Linked DNA regions of Homo sapiens: region 1 is linked to region 2. A link is an interaction called in ENCODE POLR2A ChIA-PET data of the cell type or tissue named here. Cell type or tissue: PC-3. All regions are shown on one strand. Each heading gives the region's core, and the rest is flanking DNA. Links, peaks and the distances in the headings are about the cores only. Region 1 overlaps TTI1 (TELO2 interacting protein 1). Region 2 overlaps CTNNBL1 (catenin beta like 1).

Region 1 (10,428 bases), core at 1,629-9,628, 160 kb before region 2:
CTGTATTTGAAAAAAATAAAAAGTAAAAGATAACAATACAACAACAAAAATAATACAGATTTTAAAACAATATAGTGTAACAACTGTTTACATAACATTTGCATTGTGTTAGGTGTTGTAATAATCTAGAGTTGATATAAAATATATGGGAGGATATGCATGGGTTATATGCAAATACTACACTATTTTCTATAAGGGACTTCAACATCCTCTGATTTTGGTATCCATGGAAGTCTTGGAACCAGTCCCTGGTGAATACCGAGAGATGACTATATTTTGTTTCTTTCTGTTTATTCTCTTTTTCATTTATCTGCTTTCTTTTTGTAGCCTTCCTGTGGGTTACTTGAATGTTTTTTAGAATTCCATGTGATTTATCTATGATGTTTCTGAGTATATCTCTTTGTATGTAGCCCTTTTAGTGGTCCCTCTAGGTATTACATTGTGTGTACATAACTTACCTTTACCTAGCAAAGTATAGAAACTTTATTTCCTTTTATGTCTCTTTACTCTGCCCATTTATCATATAAATGTCTTAAACATTTTCTCTACATACATTTAGAACCATGTCAGATGGCATTACAATTTTTGCTTCAACTGTCAAACATAGTTTTGAAAACTCAAGAGGATAAGGAAAGCCCGTTGCATTTACACATATTTTTGTATGCCATGTTCTTTCTTCCCCCTTAATGTTCCAGGATTTCTTATCATTTTCTTTCTGTTTAGAGAACTTTCTTTAGCCATTCTTTTACAGTAAGTCGGCTGGTGACAAATTCTCTTTGTTTTCCTTCTTCTCAGAAGTCTTGATTTCCACTTCATTCCTGATGCACATTTTTTGCTGAGTATATGGTTCTGCGTTGACTGTTTGTTTGTTTCAGCACCTGAAAATTATTGTGTAACTTCTTTCTGGCCTACATGGTTTCTGATGAGATTGTCATTAGAATTGTTTTCTCCCCTCTGGGCATGGTGGCTCACACTGTAATCCCAGCATTTTGGGAGGCTAAGGTGGGTGGATCACTTGAGGCCAGGAGTTTGAGACCAGCCTGGCCAACATGGTGAAATCTACCTCTACTAAAACTACAAAAATTAGCCGGGAGTGCTGGTGCCCACCTGTAATCCCAGGTACTTGAGAGGCTGAGGCAGGAGAATCATTTGAACCTGGCAGGCGGAGGTTGCTATGAATGGATTTGGCACCATTGCACTCCAGCCTTGGTGACAGAATGATACTCTGTCTCAAAAAAAAAAATTGTTTCTTCCCTGTAGACAAGGTATAATTTTTCTCTGGATGCTTTCAATATTTTTTGTTGTTAGTTTTCAGAAATTAAATTATGAAGAGTCTTGGGATAAATTTCTTTGGGGTTCACTCAGCTTCTTGATATATAGATTTATGTCTTTGCCAACTTTGTGGCGTTTTCAGCCATTATTTCTTTTGAGTACTTTTTCAGCCTGCCCTCTTGGTCCCACAGGTTCCCTGAAGCTCTGTTTATATATTTTTCAGTAGTTTTTTCTCTGTTGTTCAGATTGGGTAATTCCTATTGTTCCATCTTCCAGCTCACAGATTTTTTTCTTCCCTCCATTCTGCTGTTGAGCCCATCCACTGAAGTTTTTCTTTGTTACTGAAATTTTCATTTCTAAAATTTTCACTTGTTTCTTTATATCTTCTTTTTCTTTTTCGAGGCTTTCTATTCCTTCATTTGTTTGAAGTATATTCATAATTGCTTATCGATACATTTTAATCGTACTGTTTTAATGTCTTCATCAGATAATTCTGACATCTTTGTCTCTTTGTCATCTTGGTGTTGACATGTGTTGATTGTCTTTTTTTCTTTTTCTTTTTTTTTTTGAGATGGAGTGTCGCTCTTGTTGCCCAGGCTGGAGTGCCATGCCACAATCTCTGCTCACTGCAACCTCCACCTTCCGGGTTCAAGTGATTCTCCTGCCTCAGCCTCCCAAGTAGCTGGGATTACAGGCACGCGCCACCATACCTGGCTAATTTCTATATTTTTAGTGGAGATACGGTTTCACCATGTTGGCCAGGCTGGTCTTGAACTCCTGACCTCAGGTGATCTACCAGCCACAGCCTTCCAAAGTGCTCGGGTTACAGGTGTGAGCCACCACGGCATACCGATTGTCTTTTTTCATTCAGTCTGAGTTCCTCCTGGTTCCTGGTATGAGTGATTTTTATATTGAGATTCGGACATTTCTGTATAATGTTCTGAGACATCTGTTGAGGCTGTTTTGTCTGTTTAGGCTGTTTAGTCTAATGTTTAGACTAAACAATCTCTGACACCATTCCTGGTAGGAGAAGGGGGTCCGTACCTCATCACTGCCAGGTGGAGGTAGAAGTCCAAGTTCCTCACTCAGCCTCCATTGACACCCAAGAAAAAGGTCTCCCCACTACTGCTGAGTGGAGGTGTACTGCTGGGTGGGTGTGGCAGTCCCAACTCCCCACTTGGTCTCCACTGACATTGGAGTGGAGGTGGCATCATTACCACTGGGCAGTGGTGAAAGTCCTGACTAGGTGTCCTGTGATGCTACCTCATTACTGCCAAGTAGAAGTGGAAGTTTAGGCTCCCCGTGTGGTCTCCACTGACACTGGGGCTGGTGGGGATGGAATGCCTGCTCCTACTTTGTCTTCCTTCACACCATCCCTGCAGGAGTGTTGAGGGTGCCTCATTACAGACTTATGAGAGTGGGAGTCTAGGCTCTCCAATCAGCCTTTGCCACCGTGGGTGGAGGCCGCCTTATTTTCTGTAGTGTTTGGCTGGAGTAGAGCGTTTGTTGTCCAAAAGTTTTTTGTCTTGCGAGGGTGCCCATTCCCCTACTCCTTTGGCTAGAGAGAGCAGGTTTTTGTTGGGGTTTTTGTGTCTGTGCCCATTGGTGCTTCCAGGTTGCCAGCTTCTTCAGCTCCAGGGCTTGGGTCTATGAGGCAGAAAGAAAACCTGGGGAACTCAGCACTGTGTCACTCCCCAGGTTCTGGGGTCCCTAACCAGTCTGCTTTCTTCTTGTATTTGCTTTATATATAATGTCCAGGGGTTTTAGTTATACTTAACAAAAAGAATAGGGAAATGTATGCCTACTCCATCTCCCGAGAAGCTTAAGTTTTCTATTTGTATTCATGTGTGTGTGTGAACAGAATTTTTGTTTATATTAATATTTATAAATAAGTAGAATATGCAAACATACTTTAGTTACCTGAAGAACTTACCCAGTTTCCAGTGCCAGGTCATAAATCGGGGGAGGGCAGGAGGTCATTTGTATATATATTCTGTGTACACCCTCTTCTAAGTTAAGAATCCCTTTTTTAGAAATGTACTGTCTAGCAAAAAAGGTCCTGTCTAGTGGAGGGAACAGGCACATAGTATTAGTGTAATACAAGCCACAGCTTCACATATTTTCTATAAGGGACAGCTGTAAACTAAGCATTATGTGAGCCTAGAGTAATTTCCGGAAATATGTATGGGAAGTCTCCTTGATTCCCCTCCTCCGCATGTTCTTCCTGTTCTGCAGTACACTTCCCTTACAGTGTTAGCCTCTCTGGTTAACATTGTATCTCTCTTCCCTTGTCAAGAATTTAGCACACTGTATGGGCAAATAGTATATGCTAAGGAAACATTTCTAGATAGAGGGAAAGATGAGTAGCAATCAACAAAACTTCAGAATATGCTGAAGGGTTAATGTTTATCCAGCTTCTTTTACTTATTTATTAAACAAACAGTGAGTGGGAACTGCTTGGCAGACAGCAGCAGATGCTGGGGAAACCACAAGTAAAGCTGTAACACTATACCATTCAGCTGGGAAGAGAAATAAACTCATCATTTTAACCCAAGATAGTAGTCCTCCAGTGTACTCTGAACACTGCAACCAGATGGATTATTGAACAAGAACCTATTTCATCATACGACTTGTTCTTCAGAAGGGAAAGCACATAGAGAATATATACAGTGCAAGGTTCCCACACCTCAGTGGCCATGGGACTGACCTTGCAAAGTTTTAAAATTGTAGATTCCCAAGCATATCTGCTCCCCCACCACATTGATTCTGATTCCGTAGATCTGGTGTGGAGCCCAGGAATCTGTAGTTAAATTGTTCCTCCTTGATTCTGATAAACAGCCAGGTTGGGAACCTCTGGTATAGTGGAAAGAGTACATACAGCCTTTGGAGTCAGGCGGGCTTGAGATGAATCCCAAGTCTGACACCTGCTTGCTGTGTGGACATCACTGAACCTCTCTGAGCCTTGTGCTGCTCAGCTTGTGGATGAGGAATACAATAAATACCTAGCACATTGCCTGATGTATGATGGGGGTTTTTTCAACAACAAAAGAAAAATGCTTTCCTCCTATTCAAGAACTTGTATTGGCGATTCTTACATCTGAACTCCTATCTCTGGGCTCTAAACCCAGTCGTTCTTTCCATAGGCTAGTTATTCAAAGGTGGAAATTTTGGAGATTTTCTTATCCATAAGTTTATTTTATATTGAAGAAGATAAAATTCATGGAAATCACACAGCCAGGTACTGTAAGAGCCAGGGCTAGAACCCAGATCAGTCCTCCAGTGTACTCTGAACACTGCAACCAGATGGATTATTGAACAAGTACCTATTTCATCTTACGACTTGTTCTTCAGAAGGGAAAGCATGTATAGAGAGAAAATATACATGTTCCCTCTGTCCCAGTTCTGGAAATAGTCTAAAAGTGGGCTGGAGTACAACCAAATCTAGAATTATGATTACCCCATCAGAATGAATCTAGCAGGACCCTCCCAGTGTAGACGAGATCAACTACCTGTAGGAAAAACTCACCCCAAGAGAAGAAGAGCATGGCAGGTTTTATCTAGAATCCGATTCGGAATAGCTGATATCAGCACTCTACAAATGACAGAACCAGATCTTGCATTATGACCACTAATTCAATGAGCATTTATTGAATACCTACTGTGTGCCAAAAGCAATTAAGAAACCAGTCAAAAATCACTGATTCTAGTATTCTAGTGAAAGGAGAGAAACAGTAAACAAACAGGTAGATGATCTGGTTTGACAGCTGTTGTGAAGTGCTAAGGAAGAAAATTTTAAAGGCAAGGAAAGGAGATGAGGAGTAAGCATGGGTAGCAGTGTTAATAGGGGTGATCAGACAAGGCGTCACTTGAGCAAAGCCCTGAAAGTGGTAAAGGAGCGAGCCCTGAGGACATGGGGGAGAGAACAGCAAGTGCAAAGGCCCTGACCAAATGATTTCATCTGAATGGATGTGTGAGGCCTGGCTCACCTGCCACAATGGCATCTCTGTCTCATCTCTGCCTTTATTAGGTGCTATGACTTTTCTCCCTTCTGGCCTTTGCTTGTGACAGGCCTTGCACCTTGAGCAGCCTTCTCACATAGCCCAAAGTGTATAGTACCCCAGCTCAACACAGATCCTTCTCCCTCTTCCTTGTTCGTATTCATTCTGTTTCCAAATTCCTTTTGCACTTTTTCCCCTCCCTTTTTCACTTCTTGATTGTGTGATACAGTAAGTACCTTGGGATCTAAGTATCTGTAAAGTATAACACCGTCTCCTGTACAGATTGTTCCATTTGTCTTCACCACCTTTACACCATGGCCCAGGGATCTTACTTATAGCCCACCCCTGTTACAAGTTAGGTAGAGGGGAGGGGAATAGGCTTGCCGGGGGCAGTGAGTTCATTCATGCTGTCCAATCACAGATCTCATCTCCCACCTCTCCAGTGCCTACTTGCCAACTACTTTCCAGGACCACAGTGGAGGGCCACTAAACTAGAAAGGGATTAGGTGTCCATTAGCAGTCAAGAACTGTTTGCTCATGCTTATGTTTATTCATGTTTATTCAGTCACTCTGAGCTCTGGGTGGTTTTGTCTACTCATCCAGAGAATCCGTTTGTTCTGAATGCCTCATCCCAGTATAACTTTCTGGACCAGAATGCCCCTGTTGCTGTTGGTTATAAATATCAAACTTTGGTGCAGCACCACTCTAAGTAATCAGGGTTGCATTTTATAGGAATAGAATGTAGGATTCCTAAGGCTCTAAATCTCTAAACAATTCTTTCTGTAATTGACATATTGTCACACAACTGTGATTTCATGGCCATCCCATAAAGCTATATGATTGCCTTTTATAGTCATGTCAAAGTAGCAATGTGTTATGCCAAAGTAGCAATGTGTTATGCTGTCTTCCTTAGAGAAAGCTGGTTTATATATTTCTGAGCCTATAACCCAGACTTTTGAAGATCTCTGATTGTGGTAAATCTTCATCTGTATAGTATTTCATAGAATGTACTACAGTTTATTTATCCATTCTACTACAGATAGGCATTGAGGTAGTTTTCATTTTAGGGTGATTGTGTATAGTAAATTCCAGAATATATCTTTTGATAAGCTTATATGTACATTTCTATTGGGTATATATCAAAGAATGGAATTGCTAGATCATAGAGCATATATATATTCACCTTTGAAATAATAGATACTGCCAACGAGTTTTCCGTACTAGCTGCACTGATTTATACGCCCACCAGCATTGAATGAGAGTTTTAGTTGCTTTGTATCCTTGCCAGCACCTAGTATTTTCCCTTTTTTAAATTTAGCTCTTCTCATGGATGTGTAATGATATTTCATTGTGGTTTTAAATTGCATTTTCCTGACTAATGATATTTAAAGTCTTGTCATATGTTTATTGGCTATTTGGCTATCCTTTTTTGTGATATGTCTATTCAGGTCCTTTTTCATGTTTCTGTTAGGTTGTCTTTCCTTTTTTAAATGATTTTTTAAAAATCTTTTGTATATTATAGATATGAGTGTTTTGTCAGATATATAGCAAGTATCTTCTGTCACTTTTTGAATTGCCTTTTCACTCTGTAATAGTGTCTTCTGATGAAGAGAAGTTCTTAAATTTTAAGGTAGTCCAATTTATCAGTTTTTTTCTTTTTGTGTCCTATTTAAGAAATCTTTGCCTACTCCAGGATCACAGAGATGTTCTTGTCTGTTTCCTTTGGAAAGCTTTATTGTTTTACATTTCACATTTAAATAGGATGTGATGGAATCAAGATACATACATATATATATATATATATATATATATATATTTTTTTTTTTTTTCATATGAGTAGCCAAGTGACATAGCACCTTTAATTGAAAAGGCCATTCTTTTCACCCCTTCATTTTACTGTCATATTTGTCAGGTGTGTAGCTGGACTCTCTATTCTATGTGTGGTCTATTTCTGAACTCTGTTCTGTTCATTTTTCTTTATGCCAAGTATACACTGTCCTTTAATTATTGTATCTTTATAGTAAACCTTGAAATCAGTTAGTGTAAGTTCTGTAACTGCATTCTTATTTTTGAAGATTGTCTTTTCTATTTTGGGTCCTTTGCATTTCTCTATCAGTTTTAGACTCATCATATTTCTGCAGAAATCCTACTGGGATTTTGATTAGGATTATGCTGACTCTACCAATGGTACCAAATCCAGGGACAATTTTTGTCCTTGACAGGACATCTAGCAATGTCTGGAGACATTTTTGTTTGTTACACCTGGGTTGGTGCTACTAGCAGCAGATAGATGGATGGCCAAGATACAGAGGCCAAGGATGCTGCTAAATGCCCTGCAATGCACAAGACAGCCCTCCACCAACAAGTAATTATCCCACCCAAAATGTCAATAGTGCTGCTGTTGAGAAACTCTGCACAAATGTAATCGCTGTTTTAGTTGTACTTCAGACTTCTGTCTGCCATCTTACTTTTTGTTTTCAATTTGGCTCACTAGTTTTATTTCTTTTTTTTTGCATTTTTGCCCTTTTTTTGATTAATCAAAAATAGTATCCCATTTTTTACTGCCCTGTAATCTTGTTAGGTAGCTATTCTTTTACAATTATCTTAGAGCTTACTCTACAGATTTCAACATGCATTTAACATCTTGACATGTTATGGTCTAATACAGATTATTTTATCACTTCATTACACTACTAGACTCTTAGACACTTAACTCCTTCCCCCTCCCTACCTTTTGTGAATTATTCTTGTCTTGCATTTTAGTTTTATATATACACAAACTACAGAAGACATAATAGTTATTGTTTTGTACAGTTAATTTTTTTATATTTACCTATTTCATTTTCTTCATTCCCTCTTATAGTTCCATGCTTCTGTCTAGGTTTATTTTCTTACATTGTTTTTTCTTTTAGTGTTGCCCTGATAGCAATGAATTCCCTCAGGTTTTGTTTGTTGTAAATATCTGAATTTCACCCTTGTTTTTTTTTTTTTTTAGACCTGCTCACTCTGTCACCGAGGCTAGAGTACAGTGGCACAATCACAGCTCATTGCAGCCTCAACCTCCCAGGCTCAATCGATCCTTCCAACTGAGCCTCCCTAGCAGCTGGGACTATTAGTGCACACCACCACACCTAGGTAATTTTTGTATTTTTTGTAGCGATGGAGTTTCGCCATGTTGCTTAGGTTGGTTTCAAACTCCTGGGCTCAAGTGATCCACCCACCGCAGCCTCTCAAAGTGCTGGGATTATAGGTGTGAGCCACCCATGCCCAGCCTTACCTTTTTATTGAAAGATGTTGTTTTTATAGGCTGTAAAATTCAAAGTTGGTTCCCTAGTCCATAGATTAAAAAAAAAAAAAATCAAAGTTGGGAATTATTTTCTTTAGATAGCATTCTATTGACTCCTGGATTTTGTCATTTCTTTTGAGAAGTCAGCTGTCATTTTTATTGCTTCACTGCTTTTTAAGGTTTTCCTCTTTTTCTTTGTTTTTCAGCAGTTTGACTATGATGTCTGTGTGTTCTTTTCTTTGTATTGGCCAAATAATTGGGTTGCTGAGTTTCTTAAATCTGTGGGTTGATCTCTTTCATTTGTTTTGAACATTTTAGTATTGCTTCTGCTCTATGCTGTCTTCTGAGACTCATTTATTCACGTCTTTTATTCCACGTCTTTTATGTTCTTATCTGTGTTTACCATTCATTTTTCTAATTGAGTTTGAATATTTTTTATTGACCTATCTTCCAAATCATTAATCTTGTCTCCTGCTAAGTCCAATTTACTGTTAATATCTTATATTAAATTCTTAATTATAGATACTGTAGTTCTCAGTTCTAAAGTATCCATTTGATTTTTTTTATAGATTTCAGCCAATTCTGTGATAAAATTATTTATCCTTTCATTTACTTTGGTCTTTTCCTCTGTTTCTTGACTTTATTAATCTTGGTTATTTCAAAGTTCTTGACTACTAAACTTCAGTAATTGGGCCATCCATAGGTCTGCTTCTAATGTCTGTTTTTTCTCTTGATTACTAGCTGTGGGCATTTACCTCCACACATGCTTAAAAAACTTATTATATACCAAACATTATATAAAAGAATCATAGTGGATGCATATATCTTCCACCATCAAGGTTTGCCCCTTTCTTCTGTTAATTAAATACTTCAGTCTAGTCTGACGTATTTCAGGGATTGAGCTAGGTCACTGCTGGGTTGCAATCCTGGTAAGCCCCAAACTTACTTTGGTTCATCCTTATTAGAGTATGGTCCTCCAGGGCTTTCAGTTGAAAGCCTAATAGGCTATTTGTCTCCTTAGACATGAAAGCCTTTAGGAGGTTCACTTCTGCCCCTAAGGTTTTCAGCTTAGTTATTTAGCCTACCACTACTTCACATCATTTCAAAATTGACTAAATGTCTTGAGGAAGACCCCAACCAAGTAAGTATTTCGAGTCCATCAAATCTCCAGCTTTGTTACCCCAGCTTTGAAGAATACCAAAATCTCTACTGGGTTGTCTTCAGCAGCAGCCTTCTTCCAGAAGTTGGGTATTTGGAGGTCCCTCAAGATTGCAGTTTTGTCTGTCCAGCCCCAGGTGACCATCGAAAGCATTGTGGTTTCTCTTTCCCCAATGATAACCACACCCTAATCCCAAGCCCACGTCCAGGATCAACACATGCACCAAAGGCTCGTGCGCACACACCAAAGGCGCGCGCGCACACACACACACACACACACACACACACACAAGCTATTGATTGTTGATTCCCTCTGAACATTCTCAGTCTGTTAGTCCATCTAGTCCTTGTTGCTTCCACAAGTATTGGATGCTTTAAGAAATGATTTTTGTAATTTATTTGGCTTTTTCTAGTCATTGGCAGGAGTATTAGCCTGCCAAACCATACTATATCCTACTTGGAAGCAGAATCTGTACAGATGTTTTTGAGGGCTTGCCATGTGCCAGATGCTCTTGTAGCTTCTAGGTATAGGATTGCCCTGCCCTCTCAGAGCCTCTAGTCTAAACTAGGTAAAACAGACATATACACAAATAATACAGCATGCCAAATACTGTCATAGAGGTGTGTACAGGGGTAGGAAAAAGGAGACAAATGTGAACTAGCACCACCTGTTTAGAAAATTGCAAGTTTTATAAATTTTACATGATTGCAGGT
Region 2 (10,428 bases), core at 1,560-9,559:
AGTATGTAACTTGGTCCCAGGCACCCAACTGCATTTTAACTTTGGAGGCTTCCTGAGAGAGGCAATATTTATTTTAGGTGTTTTTTTCTTTGTGTTTTTTACAGAGGAGGAAACCAAGACTTAAATATGTTACCTACTAACTTGCCCAGAGTTACATGGAGATCCAGAATTTATGTTGGTCTGAGCATCTCTGTTCCTGGGTGAGCTTGGACACTAATTATAACAATAAAGACAGCTAACATGTAACAGGCACTTTCTTCTAGGTGCCAGCCACCATGCGAGCACTGTACATACAGCACTTCACCTCATTCTCACAGCAGCCTTCTGAGACAGGTTCTCCCCATCTTACAGATGCAGGAGCTATGGCTTGGAGAGGGGAAGAGCTGCCTGAGGTCAGACACTAGAAAGCGACAGAGCTTGCTTGTGAACCTGGGCAACTCACTGCAGGCTCCATGGTCTTAGCACAGTTGGTTCTCCAAGAGTGGTTCCCCCCGACCCCTGCATACCACCACCACACTACCCCGGGCAGCGCTTCCCGAGAGCCCTCTTGGGTGAACTGGGTGTGAGGCCCGGGGGCAGCAATCCTAAGGCAAATGTGACATCTTTGCTGAAAAGCTCTTGAGGTGTCCTTAAGATGCCTCTGAGCCTTGTCAAGGCCGCTGGCTACAGGGCTAACATACAGGCCTCTCTCCATGATCCTTTCCTGCCTCCAAATACCCTGTGGGACACCGTATCCATGACCAGGCGCAAGCCACGCACATGCCAACATGTCATCCAAAGATAAATCCTATCAGCCTCTGCAGCTTTAAAATCACACAAATTGGGTTACCAAGAGCCCCAAATCAATATGGAAATACATGTTTATGAGCTACTAGGAGGAGATTTTAAACCATAAAGAATACTCGCAAATCAAAGGGCCATGGGCCAAATTCTAAAAGCATTTAAGTTTCTGGCTCATTCTTTTCGCCCAGCAGTGAGAGAGTTTTGAGTCAGTAATCCTCTAAGATTTTCTCTGCAAACCAGCCACTGTGCAGTAGCCATGGCTGCTCCTGGGCATCTGTGTGGTCCTCCAACAACTTTCACCAGGAGACTAAAACATCGATAAGACTGGCCAGTGGCTTCCACTGCAACCCTTGGCACAAATATTTGTATTTCGAAGCATTCTCGGGTCACAGCTCCTACGCCACAGCCAAGGTGATGACTGCTCAACAATGCCCATGCGTAGCTGCCTGCGGAAACCCTTCCCATGCAGGCAGCCACAGAGACAGAATGCAGAATAGTGGCTGCCAGGGGCTGGGGGGAGGGAGGAACGGGCAATTCCAGTTTTGCAAGATGAAAAAAAGGCCTGTGGATAGATGGTAGTGATGGTAGTAATAGTCAAAACGATAAATTATTACTACAATAATAAAAAATAAAAAAGAAGCCATGCCTTCCGTACAGCTTCCCTGGATCTTTGGGCTCCTTTTCATGTCCAGCCGGATTAACTGTGAGTTAACTGTGCCGTCTTCATTCCCCTTGTACCTCTGCATCCCAGCACTGGCTCCATTCTGCTTTGCGCTATGGTCAGTCACCTCACTTGTGAGGGACGTATGCCTGTTGGGGACAGGGTCTCCTGAGTGTCTCACTTATCTTAGAAGCCTGCCTAGCACCCTGTGATGTCAAATTGGTGCTCTCTAAAGGTGAGTGCCCTGCATTTTTCTTCTCTCCTAAAAGCCCATAGGAGCATATGGGCCAATCAGCAGTTGGCACATTCCTTACCGCTGTGCATAGCTCCTTCTGAGTCTGGATCCAGTTTACATCACCAGAGACCCAGGTACCCCCACTAAGCTCAGTGAGTCTCAGTTTCCTTGTTACCCCACTTTCTAGGCCTGTTGTGAGGACCAGAGGTAATGACACTGTACCCCAAAGGCCTGACCCAGAGGAGGTAGGAGCTCGGTAAGTGACTACTCTACCTACCATGGTCCTGGATTTCTGGAATAGAAGAAGCCTACAGCACCACCTCAGCACGCACCCCAGTCAGCAGTAACTGACTCCTCCTCTCTGCCAGTCAGGGTGCCGAGCACCACAGAAATAAATGGCAGTAAGTCTGCTGCTGTTCTCATGGAGCACATGGCTCCATCTGCCCTTCTCTTTGTGGCCGTCTCAGTCCTCAGACCACGGTTCCCTAGGAGGGCCCACAGTCCTCAGGCCAGAGCTGCTGCTGGTTCTGGGGAAGGCTGGACGTCGGGAGCACTGAGTAAGCAGTGTGCAGAGACAGGGGCTGTAATGAGCCATCAATTATTCCCTGCGCTCTTGGCACCCCCAATAGAGGAGGGAGAAAATTGTGAGAGTGGGGGCTGAAAAATAACGGGAAAAGTCCCCCGCTGGGCTTGCCTCATCAGCGTTTTCCTGAGACCTCAAGGGATACATCAGCTGTCATCCTGCCAGCAAAACTTAGGAAATATGTAGGCCATAAAATCAAAGAAAAAAGCTTGCATCTAATTAGTATGTTAAAGAAAAAAAGGAAGCAACCCAAACTGAAAAACAAAATTAAAATCAAAGAGGACAGACTGATGAGCTGGTTTTCTTTATGAGGCTTTGTTTTCTTGGGCTTTTGATTGAAGGAAGGGTGGGGTGGGGGGGGCGTGGTATGAAAAGGAGAACCAGATGGGCTTTTGGACGGGGGTCCCAGAAGAGCCCAGCCTCCCACCCCTTCCACCTCCATGGGAGTCTCAACCTTGTCAACCTCAGCACCACCCTCTCCACCCAAGTGAGGGCTCCTCAGGGTCCTTGCAGCACCCTGTTCAGGGGGTGCTCCCAGAGGCAGGCCACACTGCACAGGCTCCACACCCTGCTGCAGACTGGCTTCCCCTGCCGTGGGTGAGGCAGGACAGGGGCACACCAGCGGGAGGGCTGAGAACTCTTTATGACAACCTTCCATCTAGAGAGAACTCTTTTAATTGCCAGCGTGATGTTTGGGGCCTCTTCAACCTGAGCAATGGCGTTTAATTCCCAGGCTCTAAATATCACCTCCACACTGATGACCTCAAATTTCCCAAACGATTCCCCAGGGACTAATGAGAATGTCCGCTGTCTGCTGGCCAATCAAGGGATGCAGTCACCCCTTGTACCCCAAACTCACTGTGCACCTAGGAGAACTCAGGAGCCCTGCCCAGCCACACCCCACCCAACACTACAGCCTCCTGCACCTCTTCTTGGCCTCCCTTGAAGGGGCTATAGTCCTCCCCAAGGCCACTGCATCCTGCCCTGTCCTCCTCCAGGCCTCTGCTCCCTCTGCCTGGTTTGGGTACCAGTCCTAGTCCTGAGGAGGAGAAGTGGCTCCCTCCCTGCTTACATAACTGCCTCCGTGCCACTCCCTCCCTCAGCACACTGTTCACAACTTGACGGGTGCTTAGCACGTTCTAATTAGTTTTGAGCCTCTCCCCCTAGACTGTGAACGCCTCAAGGATAGGGATCTCGCTTATTCCTTTAGTATCTCTAGGACTGGACACAGAGCCTGGCACTGAGCAGGGCCAGCTGAGTAGTTCCTGGAGCGTGCATTTCACTGGGCTTGGATTATGGTCAATCATTTATACTCTATGTCCCTGGAAGGCTGTAAACTCCATGAGGGCAGCTGCCGTGTGACACCTCCATAGCACAGCACTTAGCACTGTGCCCAGCTAGTCCCGAGGAGAGTCACAGTCAATGTTTGCTACGTTAAATTCATACAAGGGTAGGGTTTCATTCCACAATGTCTGAAATTGTTACTGGTTCCCATTATTTGCTTGGCATTGCTCTGGGTGCTGAGGAGACACAGTGAACAAGGCAGACAATGTCCGTCATGGAGCTTATATTCTAATGTATGAGACAGACAAAAGGAGTAAACAAACACATAAATAAAAACAATCATAGGTTGTGATAAGGGCTCGGATGGAAAGAAAAAGGGTGCTATCATGGGAATAATGGATGCAGAGAAGTGGATGGATTCAAGGTTGAGTTCGGAGACAGAAGAGGTGGGATGGACTAAGGAGCTGGCTATGAAGGGTGATGGGGAGAGAAATGAAGGGCTGAGCCCAGGCCTGGAAGGATGGCTGCGAGGGTCTGCATGGAGGTGGGGGAGGTGAGGGTGGGCAGAAAGCAGTGGGGGAGAAAAACAGAGGGGTGGGAATGAAGATGGCGTCTGTGCAGACCCTTCACTGGTTCGCTCACCTGCTCGCTTGCCCAGGCACTCACTCAACAATCATCCACTCAGTATCCAGTATGGGGTCAGCACCTTAAAAGGCACTAGGGAAATAAACCAGGATCCGAGGGAGACAGAGGCTAGGGCTCACAACAATGGAAAATTGTGAATCACTTAGGGTGTGTGTGGCAGGGTTTGAGAAAGAAAAACATCCAACTACTACTACTACATGTCAGCACCCATTAAAAATACTTTTCCTTTCTTGGAAGATCACTGTTTTGATTACAAGGATGGAGGTGCAGGGAGAAGGCTCAATGCAAGATAGTAGAGCTGAGGGTAATAAGAAGTTCTAATTGAACATGTGGGCATTAGAAGTAAATGCCATTTAAAGGCTGGAGTTGCAAATCACCACAGCTACACCTTAGGGAGGAGGCAAAATGAGGCTCTGAGCAGTAATTCACGCGAATCTGACACTGAGAATGAGAAGAAGCCCCCAGGGTGTCACCCCGGAAGGCATGAGTGGGGCTGTGTCCATCAGACCCCTTTACTCTCTTTTTCTCTGAGGAGAAAACAACAGATTCCAATGCCTCATACTCTCCATCTACAAAATGGGTGCAATGGATTTACCATTCCCTGATGGGGAGGGCTGAGCAGACACGAGATTTCCAGCCCCTATGCCTTCACTCACACTGCTGTTTCTTTCTGGACTGTCTCTGTCCTAGCCTCTCAGACCAGCTCAATGCCACCTCTCTCACAAGGCTTCCCACAGGATTTTGGCCATGCCTCACTTAAAATAATAATGACAATGATCTTCCTGGTATTTTGTAACACTCACACTAACGTTCACTGTTAACTTGTGTCACCTCATTCAATCCCCTTGCCCTTTCTAGGAGGTCACAGAGCAACTGGTATCTTGCTTGAGGTAACAGAGTAAACAACAGAGCCAAGATTTGGATCCACAAGCCTCTGACCCTAGAGCCCACGCTCTTAACCGTGCTTCACTTCACTGTGTAGACTATGTTTATCCTCACATTTCATCCGCCACCTGGAATGGGAGCTAAAAGCAACTGAAAGGTAAGCTCTCTGAGTAAATCTAGCCTAGTCCTTCATCTTAGAAATGGGCAGAATGAGGGCCCGAGGTGAACACTGATTTGTCTAGAGTTACCCAGTCCATCTGGACACTCCCTGAACTCCGGCATCGTCAGTACTGGAAATTCCCACATGGGCCTCCACTGCCACACGTACCAGCCAGCGCTCTCCAGTTAGTGCCTAGGTGGCTGACGGTGGGGCTGCATTCAGAGCTCAGAACAGGGGCCCCGCCTTGTAACTGGGGGCTTGCTCACCGACTGGAGGCCTCTCCAGCTGAGTCAGGTCCAGTCAAAGATCCAGCAGCATTTGGGGAACTCCATGGGGTGGGTGAGGAGGAGGGAAACCCACACTGACTGAGCACCCGCTGTGTGCCAGGTACAGACTGGATGCTGTAGTACCTCCTGTAACCTTTGCAAAATTTCTCCTAGCTGTGACAGGCTAGCAGCTAGAGGAGGCAGAGCTAGGCCCAGAAGGCAGGCATACTCTCCACCACTCCACATTGCTTCAATTCACTACAGAATTCCAGTTACAGTAGTCCCCTGCATCCCGACGGATGTTCCAAGACCCCCGATGGATGCCTGAAACTGCACACAGTACTGAAACCTATGTACACTATGTTTTTCCCTATAGATACACACCTATGATAACTACACAACTATGATAAAGGTTAATTTATAAATTAGGCACAGTAAGAGATTAACAACAATAACTAAATAAAACAGAACAATTATAACAATATACTATAAAAAAGTTATATGAATGTGGCCTCTCTCAAAATATCTTATTGTACTGTACTTATCTATTTCTGGACAGTTGACTGTGTGTAACTGAAAGCAAAACTGTGGATAAGAAAGGACGTTTGTATTTCTTGTCATTTCCTTGCTTTTTTTCCCTAAGAAAGCAATTTCCTTCCACTATGTGTAGTTTGGAATTGAATTTTTTGTTTTGCTTTTTTAAAAAATTTTAACAACTGTTTCAAGCCTTTGTGCCTCTTGTTTATGGGTGTAAGTTCTGGAACTGGAGGGTAAGAGGCAGAGAACAACAAGGCTAGTCTTCCGTATTCTGACAAAGACGACCTGGACACACAGTGAAATGGACAACAACTTAAGCTTTCAGTGCAGAAAACGCTCCACATCAAATACCAGGGATACTGACAGAGGCTCAGAAAGTAAGCATCATCTAATCCTCTGGAGCCCCAGACATGAGTAGCATCCAACTCACCCTTGATGATATGCCTGACAATTTTGATGGAGCTTCCTCGCATGTTTAGGATCTGGTGAACCCTCTGGCGAATCTAATAAGGGAAAAAATGGGTAGAGAAAGAAAGACAACCATTTGTCCTGACACACCAGAATGTATCACCTTGAAATGATATACTTCACCCCATCCCTGAAACAAAAGGCTGATGTAGAGTAAAGGAATTCAAGGAGAGCGTGACCCCCTTCTTTCCCTGAGTGAGAGTCCACCTAAGCAGCTGGCGAGGAAGGAGGCAGGGATGGATAAGCCCATCCAGGGGAAGACCCTCCTACCTGGGGGACATTGGCATTGCAGATCTCGGCCATGATGTAGCAGATGTGCTGGAGAACAAAGAGCCCCGCATCCAGGCGCCGGAGGTAGAACTCCTCCTCGGTGTCATTGTCGATGATCTCTCCTCGCCGGACCATGTCCTAGAAACAAATGAACGTTTAGGAATAAAAGCTGGACAGTGAATGGGAGGAAAGAATGGACTCCTAGTCTGGCCATAATACACACAACAATAGCAACTATAACAACAGCAAAAGAAAATCACCTCATCTTTTTGATTTGTCTACATCTCCCTTTAAAGTATCTTTCATGTTCTTCATTCTTAATGGACTATAGAGGCCCCAGGAGGCAAGCTTAAAGCCTATTTTTTCCTATCTGACGAATCAGGGCCAATATGATCTCATCCACATATAAAAAAAGCTAAAAAAAAAAAAAACAAGCTGACGGGACACAAATCCAAGCTATTTATCTGCTTCCACTCATTTTTCACTCTTTGGTTTGGGCCTCCATAAATAATCTCTCTGTAAGATACAGTTGGCCCCTGACCTACCATGGATCGACTTTATGATGAGGTAAGAGTGACAGGCATGCAGTAGAAACTGTACTTCTCCTGCAAGGCTGGTAGTGGCAACGAGCCTCAGGTCCCAGTCAGTCAAGCATTTTCTTTTCTTTTTTTTTTTTTTTGAGATGGAGTTTTGCTCTTGTCCCCCAGGCTGGAGTGCAAAGGCGCGATCTCGGCACACTGCAACCTCCGCCTCCCTGGTTCATGCGATTCTCCTGCCTCAGCCTCCTGAGTAGCTGGGATTACAGGCACGTGCCACCACGCCCAGCTAATTTTTGTATTTTTAGTAGAGACAAGAGTTCTCCATGTTGGCCAGGCTGGTCTTGAACTCCTGACCTTGGCCTCCCAAAGTGCTAGGATTACAGGTGTGAGACACCACGCCTGGCAGCCACGCATTTTCAACTCATGATATTTTCAATTTATGGTGGGTTTATCAGGATGCAATGTTATCGTAAGCTGAGGAGCATCTGTATACTTAAATCTGCCTTCCAAATCAGGTTAAACACAGGGGAGAAAGGTCCCCTTTCTCCACAACTCTGAAACCAATGGCACAGGCACCCAACTTGCGTACATATGCCCTCTGGCTTAGGTGTTTTGTCAGAGGGCATGCTGCATTTCACACGTCCAACACTCCCCAGGCCAAAGCCCTAATTAAGTCACAGGAGTCTCCTTTGTAACCCTAGACCTCTCAGACTTGCTGTCCTCATATCCAGTCCTCCCTAGTAGATTCCTTTAAAAAAACAAAAACAAAAACAAAAAACCCAGCTTTACTGAGATATAATTCACATACTATACAATTCATCCACTGAAAGTGTACAATCTAACAGCTTTTATATGTTGAGTTGTGCAATCAATTTTTAACATCTTTACCATCCCCCAACCCCAATCCTCTCGCCCCTCATCCTGGGCACTGTGAACACTTCTGCCAAGACAGCTCAGGGCCCTACTGCCTTCCCCCCTTGGGATTCCGGGGTATGGTTCAAGTTCACATCATTTTTCAGCTATGTCCATAACAAAGGCTTTCCTGATTTTAAGGCTAACAACTGCTCCTTTCTAAAATTGCTGAGAGCACCTTGACAAACCACTCTGCAACATGACCTCCTCTCCTCCCCATCATCTTCATACTGACTTCAGTCCCCACCAGCTATCTCTGTCTGCAGCCTTTATTTCATGAGAGTGGACTGTGAGCTCTGTGAAGGTAGGGCCCTAGCTCAGTACACATCTATGCAGCCAATGAGACAATGAGAGGAAAAAAGACATCTCTGTTTTTTTGTTTTGTTTGTTTGAGACAGGGTCTTACTGTCATCCAGTCTGGAGTGCAGTGGCATAATGACAGCTCATTGCAGTCTCGACTTTCTGGGCTCCAGTGATCCTCCCACCTTAGCCTCTCAAATAGCTAGGACTACAGGTGCATGCCACCACACTCAGCTAATTAAAACTTTTTTGTGTGTGTAGAGACAGGGTCTCACTATGTTGCCTCGGCTGTTCTTTGAGCTCCTAGGTTCAAGTGATCCTCCCGCCTTGGCCTCCCAAAGTGATGGGATTACAGGTGTGAACGATTGCATCCAGTCAGACATCTGGTTTGGGCTATGAGCTCTCAGGAGTGAGAACTCGGTGTGGGGACTTGTTCTGCGTGACTAGCCCATGGGCCTAAGAAGGCACGTGCTCAATACATGCTTCTGATGGCAACAATCCATTTCATAATTCTGTTGGTAGCTTTATGGCCACCGTTCCTTCTGACAACTTGGGCTCCTGTCACTGATGGGAAGCCCTTGAGATCCTGCTTTCCACTCTTCCACATTCAAAGAACTCACCACTATGGTCATCAATCTCCACCGAGAATCCTTCAGAGACTATTTAGACACAGATAATGCACTTCTTTATTTGCCCAGGGGGCCAGCCTGTAGCAACACAAGGCTACTTTTCATCTCGGCTCCTATGAGGCCTCTATCTTTGATGTGGAAATGAGTGAATCTACTTGGGAGGACTGGATATGAGGACAGCAAGTCTGAGAGGTCTAGGGTTACAAAGGAGACTCCTGTGACTTATCAGAGCTTTGGCCTGGGGGGTGTTGGATGTGTGAAATGCAGCATGCGCCCCTGACAAAACCTGAACCCTCTTTGGCCTGCAGACTGCTAGGCCCTGCACTGCCTGGCAAATCACTAACACTAATTCCTAGCTTCATTTAGTAGCAAATTCATTGGTAATCTGGTAATAGCATTAATGTTCACGAGGTAGTCATGGAGCACTGGACTCATGTCCAACGAGTTTAAAAATAGAACGTTCTCTTTAGTTTCTCATTTGCTCATAATCATGACTTCCTGCTCGAGAACTCTGAAGTGTTCAGCAGTTACTACGAAATTTTAAAAGGGCAGAGAAGAGATTATTCATCCCACTGTATGAATTACAAACCAAAGCACACAGAGGTTAAGTTGCTCATAATTACCAGTTGCTAGAAAACGGATTCCCCAGGGATAGGAATCGTGTCTGATTCATCTTTGATATGGAAATGAGTAACTTGGTACAGTGTTGAGAACTCTGGCCCTACTAAGTGCCTAATGGCAAGAACACTACCCTAAGCACTGAATTAGGGCAGAAAAATAAGGAAAATGGAGGTAAGGGAAGCCCTGGTTTTAACCACTGAAGAGGTCGGTGGAAGTCACAAACTTCTAGGAAATGGCCAGAAAGTAAGTATAGTGTGCCCACATGTTAAAAAAATTGTAAGTGATAGGTGCTGATTGGGGTTGGGTGAAATGTAAGGGCGTCCTGGAAGAAGTGACTTTTGGGTAAGGTTTCAGGGCGAGTGATGGGCAGAGACAGCAGAATGGAGCACCTTAGAGGTATGGTCTTCGCGTTGTGTGAGGGCCCTACAAGAAACGACTTGTGTTGGCCATACTCTCTGCTCACTCCCCCTCACCCCAGCCCAGCCCAGACAGGCCTGTGTTCCCTTCCTGGTCTCCTCGCCTTGCTCATGTTGGTACCGCCCACTCCTCAGTCTCTATCATCATATATTGAAAGTCTACAACGTGATGTGCCTCACAAAATGTTCCCTGAGAACCCCGAGCAGATATGATTTTTCAGTCCTTCAACCCCC

The links. Peaks named below come from ENCODE experiments on the same cell type or tissue, not always from the same donor. Only the 100,000 strongest peaks of a DNase experiment are listed, where the experiment ranks them.
Region 1: POLR2A ChIA-PET joins it to region 2 with 15 read pairs; 3 of 35 experiments call an interaction of 5 or more read pairs at or near these places.

Annotation. Positions count from the first base shown.
Region 1 is chr20:38,016,982-38,027,409 of GRCh38, reverse strand. All of the region lies in intron 1 of TTI1 (TELO2 interacting protein 1), which reads left to right. Among named protein-coding and RNA genes, the nearest start is that of TTI1, 11 kb to the left of the region's middle. In PC-3, for the core only: no CTCF peak of the experiment used is centred there; a DNase peak (open chromatin) is centred at 5,849; H3K27ac peaks cover 2,621 bases.
Region 2 is chr20:37,856,386-37,866,813 of GRCh38, reverse strand. CTNNBL1 (catenin beta like 1) reads right to left here. Exons shown (of 16, transcript NM_030877.5): 14 at 6,778-6,915; 15 at 6,470-6,542. Among named protein-coding and RNA genes, the nearest start is that of VSTM2L, 42 kb to the left of the region's middle. In PC-3, for the core only: no CTCF peak of the experiment used is centred there; no DNase peak of the experiment used is centred there; H3K27ac peaks cover 494 bases.